Linked DNA regions of Homo sapiens: region 1 is linked to region 2. A link is a loop called in an ENCODE intact Hi-C map of the cell type or tissue named here. Cell type or tissue: IMR-90. All regions are shown on one strand. Links, peaks and the distances in the headings refer to the core of each region. The heading gives the core; the rest is flanking DNA. Region 1 overlaps SMARCC1 (SWI/SNF related BAF chromatin remodeling complex subunit C1). Region 2 has its middle 8.8 kb from the start of ELP6.

Region 1 (2,908 bases), core at 181-2,680, 70 kb after region 2:
GGTTTGCCTGAAAGGGTATTATTACTGTGAAATCACCATTAAAAGGGGATTCTGATTTGAATCCCCAATTCCTGTCCACAAATATTTCTCCCATTAAAAGCCTCATGTATGGTTCATTTAAAAAAAAAAAAAAAATCATTCCTAAGAGCCCACTATGAAGCACTGGCCTGATAGACTCATAAGGGAAAACAAAGACAGCTCCATCTCTTCCTACTGTTTTCTCCCTTTCCTTTTCCCTTCCTTTCCTTTTGTTTGTTTCTTTCTTTTTTTTTTGACAGTCTCACTGTGTTGCCTAGGCTGGAGTGCAGTGGCATGACCTTAGCTCATTGCAACCTCTGCCTCCTGGGTTCAAGCAATTTTCGTGCCTCAGCCTCCCAAGTAGCTGGGATTACAGGTGCCCACCACCACGCCCAGCTATTTTTTTTGTATTTTTAGTAGAGATGGGGTTTTGCCATGTTGCCCAGGCTGGTCTTGAACTCCTGAGCTCAGGCAGTAAGACTGCCTCAGCCTCCCAAAGTGCTGGGATTACAGGCGTGAGCCACTCTTCCTATTGTTTTCTAATTAGTGACAGAAAACCCTACAGTATTCAATACTGTTGTTCAATACTGAGGGACATGAACACTAACAGAATCATTTGAGAGATGAGAATCATATGAGAATCAATGTAGTTTTTTTCTTTAAATCCAGGGGCTTTACTATCTATGTAAGGACAACTGTATGAAACTGAATATAGGTTAGAACACAGTACCAAGACAGCTAGAAATAAGAAAGCTTGATCTTGAAAAATGTGGAGATGGGACCATTTGATAGCTAACTGGCAATTAAAATACAGAAAGCAGTATTGAACACTGAAGAACACTAAAATACCTCCTGTATTCAGTTTCACAATGAGCCTTCTGACCCTTTAGAATGTTTAGCCAACTTTTTCTATAAAGAGCCAGATAGTAAATATTTTAGTCTTTGCCAGCCATATGGTCTGTGTCACAACTATTCAACTCTGCAAAGTAAGCATGAAGGCAGTCACAGATGATACACAACAAATGGACGTGGCTGTGTTCTAATAAATACATCTTTATTTATGAACCCTAAAAGGTTAATTTCACAAATTTTTCATGAGACATAAAACATTATTCTTCTTTTGATATCCTCCTCCAACCATTTAAACTATAAAAACCACTCTTAGCTTACAACCTGTATGAAAAACAATTGATGAGCCAGATTTCAACCTAGGCTGTAGGCGATCCCTGCTTTGGATATGATGGTAAACATTCACTAGTTCTTAAACCAAGCGATTTGGCTGCTGGGCTTGTTTTGTTTTGTTGAGACAGAGTCTCATTTTCTACTCAGTTTGGAGTGCAGTGGTGCAATCACAGCTCAGTTCACTGCAACCTCAACCACATAAACTCAAGCGATCCCCCTGCCTCAGCCTCTCAAGTAGCTGGAACTACAGGTGAGCACCACCATGCCTGGCTAATTTTTAAATTTTTTGTAGAGATGGGGTCTCACTACGTTTCCCAGGCTGGTAGTCTTGTTTTTTTTTTTTTTTGAGACAGAGTCTAGCTCTGTCACCCAAGCTAGAGTGCAGTAACACGATTTCAGCTCACTGGAACCTCTGCTTCTTGGGTTCAAAGGATTCTCCTGACTCAGCCTCCTAAGTAGTTGGGACTACAGGTGTGCACCACCATGCCTGGCTCTTTTTTTTATTTTTTATTTTTAGTAGAGACGGGGTTTCACTATGTTGGCCAAGCTGATCTTGAACTCCTGACCTCAAGTGATCCACCCACCTCAGGCTCCCAAAGTGCTGGGTTTGCAGGTGTGAGCCACCGCACCTGGCCGTAGTCTTGGTTTTAAAGAGTAATAAATTAAGAAGAATAGTTTAATGGAAACAATCAAGGCTTTAATTTTTTTTTTTTCTTTTTTGAGACAGAATCTCGCTGTGTCGCGATCCTGGCTCACTGCAACCTCCGCCTCCTGGGTTCAAGCAATTCTTCTGCCTCAGCCGCCCGAGTACCCGGGATTACAGGTGTGCGCCACCATACCCGGATAATTTTTGCATTTTCTGTAGAGACAGCGTTGCACCATGTTGCCCAGGCTGGTATTGAACTCCTGACCTCAAGTGATCTGCCCGCCTCGGCCGCCCAAAGTGCTGGGATTACAGGCGTGAGCCACCGCGCCTGGCCTGAAATTTTTTTATGTAGGACAAATTATATTCTCTACAGAATAAGAAAAAGAGAATCAATGTAGTTTTTCTTTAAATCTAGGGACTTTACTATCTATGTAAGGACAACTATGAAACTGAATATAGGTTAGAAGACAGTACTGAGACAGCTAGAAATAAGAATGCTTAATCTTGAAAAATTTGGAGATTGGACCAAATTACAATACACAAAGCAGTACTGAAGATAATTCAAATACAGACTCTCTGTCACTATAGAAAGAGGTCTATCTAAACAAAGACATACAAAGCTTCAAACCACACCCTGCCTATCTCCAGTGGCTGTTCCTTGATCTAAGAACCTGAGAGAGGAGCCCCTTACTTCAGGGGTGTCAATGAAGAGAACTACAATGAGGTATGAGAATTAGGAATAAGGGGCTGGGCACAGTGGCTCACACCTGTATTCCCAGCACTTTGCGAGGCCAAGGTGGGTGGATCACCTGAGGTCAGGAGTTCGTGACCAGCCTGACCAACATGGTGAAACCCCATTTCTACTAAAAATACAAAAATTAGCTGGGCTTAGTGGCATGCACCTGTAATCTCAGCTACTTGAGAGGCTGAGGCAGGAGAACTGCTTGAACCCGGGAGGTGGAGGTTGCAGTGAGCCAAGATTGCACCATTACACCCTAGCCTGGGCAACAAGAATGAAACTCCAAAAAAAAAAAAAAATAGGAATTAGGGTAGTCCAGTCTT
Region 2 (2,908 bases), core at 208-2,707:
AAGGAGACTGGAAGGCAGGAAGAAGGAATTTTTCTGTTCATGATCACTCCCCTGGCAGGGTCAGCATCAGTAGTGGGTGACTGGGCTGCAGCAGGCAGCGACGGTCTCAGCAGAGGCAGCAGGGGTGAGCACAGGTGCCTGGGTTCCAGCAGCCACGAGGGCAGCCACACTTCCGATGGCTCTGCAGTTCCCATAGCTCCTTCTGTCCACAGTCCCCATCACGCCCTCAGTTCGCCATATATTCAGCTTCTTTTGGATCTACAGGCCTTCATCATCTGCATTTTCTTTCCATTAGCTCCATTTCCTTCCATCCCTAGCAGGAATCTATGAACTATCCTTGAACTCAGAGTTCTCTTGCAGGCACCCTCAACATCTTCATCTTGTTGGCCTCCTGGGAATGGCACCTGCTCTGCAGCTCCCCGTCCTGGATGCATCCTGTAGCCCCACTTCTCTTCCAGGTGCTGGTGACCCTCACTTCTAGAAAACAGCACGGGCCCTGCCAGCCCCAGTCCCCGCGCTGCTGCATGGACACTATGGCTCCCTGTGCCTCCCTGTCTCTCAGTTGATGACTTGCTGCCTCATCAATAGGTTGTTGTCTGACACCTCTATCATCTGTGACAAGAGGTTGTGTTTTTGTTTTGTTTTTTAATAATAGAGATAAGGGCCAGGTGTGGTGGCTCACACCTGTAATCCCAGCACTTGAGGAGGCTGAAGCAGGCGGATCACTTGAGGTCAGGAGTTCGAAACCAGCCTGGCCAACATGGTGAAACCCCGTCTCTACTAAAAATACAAAAATCAGCCAGGTGTGGTGGTGTGCGCCTGTAGTCCCAGCTACTCAAGAGGCTAAGACACGAGAATTGCTTGAACCTGGGGATTGAAGGTTGCAGTGAGCCAAAATCACGCCACTGCACTCCAGCCTGGGCAACAGAGCAAGACTTCATCTCAAAAAAAAAAAATAATAATAATAATAATAGTGATGGAGTTTTGCCATATTGCCCAGGCTGGTCTCGAACTCCTGGGCTCAAGCGATCCTCCCATCTCAGCCTCCCAAAGTGCTGAGATTACAGGTGTGAGCCACCACGCCCAGTCTAGAGAGTTTTCATACCACAAAGTTGAAGGTGAACCTGTAGAACCCATAAACTGTTGACAAAAGAAAAAAGCGGGAAGCAGCCTTGGGTTATCTCCAGCACACCCACCAGAGGGCAGCAGACACTGGCTAAAGCTCTTAGTCATAAGTCCTGAGTGCTGGAAACAGTTGCAATGGCCAGCACGTGGGCAGAGCTCACCGCAGACAGTCCTCAGAGGTCGGAATCTGCCGTGCATCTGGCAATCTCTCTGCTGCCCCTGCCCCAGCCTGCCCTTAGCTCATCTCTCTGGAGCCCAGTGGTAGTCTTCATGGGCTCTCCTGCTTCAGGCTGTCCTGACTTAAGGAATGTCCCCACTGCCCTCATCCCTTCACAGCTCCTCTGCAGATCAGAGTGCAAGCCAGAGTCCTACAGTGGCCTCACAGCCCTGGCTGCTTGGAATCCTTACCCGTTCCCCACTCACTGTGGCACCACCAGGCTCCGCGCTGTTATTCCAGGCCTCAGAGACGGGCACACTCAGGGGCCATGTGCTTCTGTTCCCTTTGTTTATGAGCTATTCCCCCAGGTGTCTGCAGAGCACGCTTCCTTGAACTCCTTCAGGCCTTCCCTGAGCACACCCTTGTAAGTACACACAGACGGCACCACCACATCCCTTTCAGCAGGACCCAGGGGAAGAGCAGTCACCAGACACCCTCCAGCTCTCTGTTCCTGCAGGGCCCAGCACGGCTGCATACAGCCTCACCTGAGGTCACACCCTTCCTAAGGCAGCCTTCATCTGGTGACTGAGCAAAGCAGGGGCTATAAAGAACTGGCCATTTCCATCTCATGTGAGACTCTGTCCGACTGTCTAACTTCTCCAAGACTTTGTTGGGTGCCCATCACTGTTCAAGTTCTCCTGCCCCATCCTGCTTCCGCCTCCTTCCTTCCACAGGTGTTGGCCTCATATTCCATCTCAGTAAATGCCTCTGAAGAGCCCACACCTGTAATTCTAGCACTTTGGGAGGTCGAGGCAGGAGGATCACTTGAGGCAAGGAGTTTGAGACCAGCCTGGGCAACATAGTGAGACACTATCTCTACAAAAAATTAAATTAGCTGAGCATGGTGGTGCACACCTGTGGTCCCAGATACTCAGGAGGCTGAGATTGGTGGATCACTTGAGACTAGGAAGTTGAGGCTGCCATGAGCCATGACTGCACCACTGCACTCCAGCTTGGGCAGCAGGACAAGAACCTGTCTCAAAATGAATAAATAAAAAGAAAGTTGTTCCAGTCACCTGTCTGGCATGTGTACAGCTCTGGGAGACACTCTGCTGGCTTTTCCCAGACGCCAGCCAGCTCCTCCACTTTGACAACTCTTGCCTGCCCAGGCCTCTCCTACTTCTGCCTCACTCCCAGCTGGGGTTTCCTTCCTCATAAAGGACCTCCACTCAGCTCAGCCTTTGGGGAAGCAAGGCTAAATACACTCTTTTGTCATCTTTTGTGACCCTCTTGCAAGCACATCTTTCTCCAGCTATACCATAGGTCCTTGTCTCATTCCTCACATTTTTTGGCACCTACTGTATCAGAGGTATTCTTCTAGATGCTAGGGATACATGACCTCAGGTTATCTGCCTGCCTCAGCCTCCCAAAGTGCTGGGATTACAGGAGTGAGCCACGGCACCTGGCCGCCAGTGCATGTTTTAGACCAGCCACTGAAGCCACAGCACTGGCTGCCTCAGAAGGGGTGGGGCAGGAGGCTGGGAGGGGCTAAACCAGGACTTGCAGTGGGGACGGGGAGAGGAGAAATGTTAAAAAAACTATCCAGGGCCAGGTGTGGTGGCTCAT

Evidence for each region. A loop is a pair of places that touch in the nucleus more often than their neighbours do. Peaks named below come from ENCODE experiments on the same cell type or tissue, not always from the same donor. Only the 100,000 strongest peaks of a DNase experiment are listed, where the experiment ranks them.
Region 1: it touches region 2 in a loop (7-fold over the local background); 4 of 110 quality-filtered maps call a loop at or near these places.

What each region holds. Positions count from the first base shown.
Region 1 is chr3:47,591,292-47,594,199 of GRCh38, forward strand. All of the region lies in intron 26 of SMARCC1 (SWI/SNF related BAF chromatin remodeling complex subunit C1), which reads right to left. Among named protein-coding and RNA genes, the nearest start is that of CSPG5, 14 kb to the left of the region's middle. In IMR-90, for the core only: no CTCF peak of the experiment used is centred there; no DNase peak of the experiment used is centred there; H3K27ac peaks cover 350 bases.
Region 2 is chr3:47,521,079-47,523,986 of GRCh38, forward strand. No RefSeq gene overlaps it. Among named protein-coding and RNA genes, the nearest start is that of ELP6, 8.8 kb to the left of the region's middle. RefSeq lists an enhancer at 1,358-1,547. In IMR-90, for the core only: a CTCF peak has its summit at 1,197 (motif pointing right); a DNase peak (open chromatin) is centred at 1,233.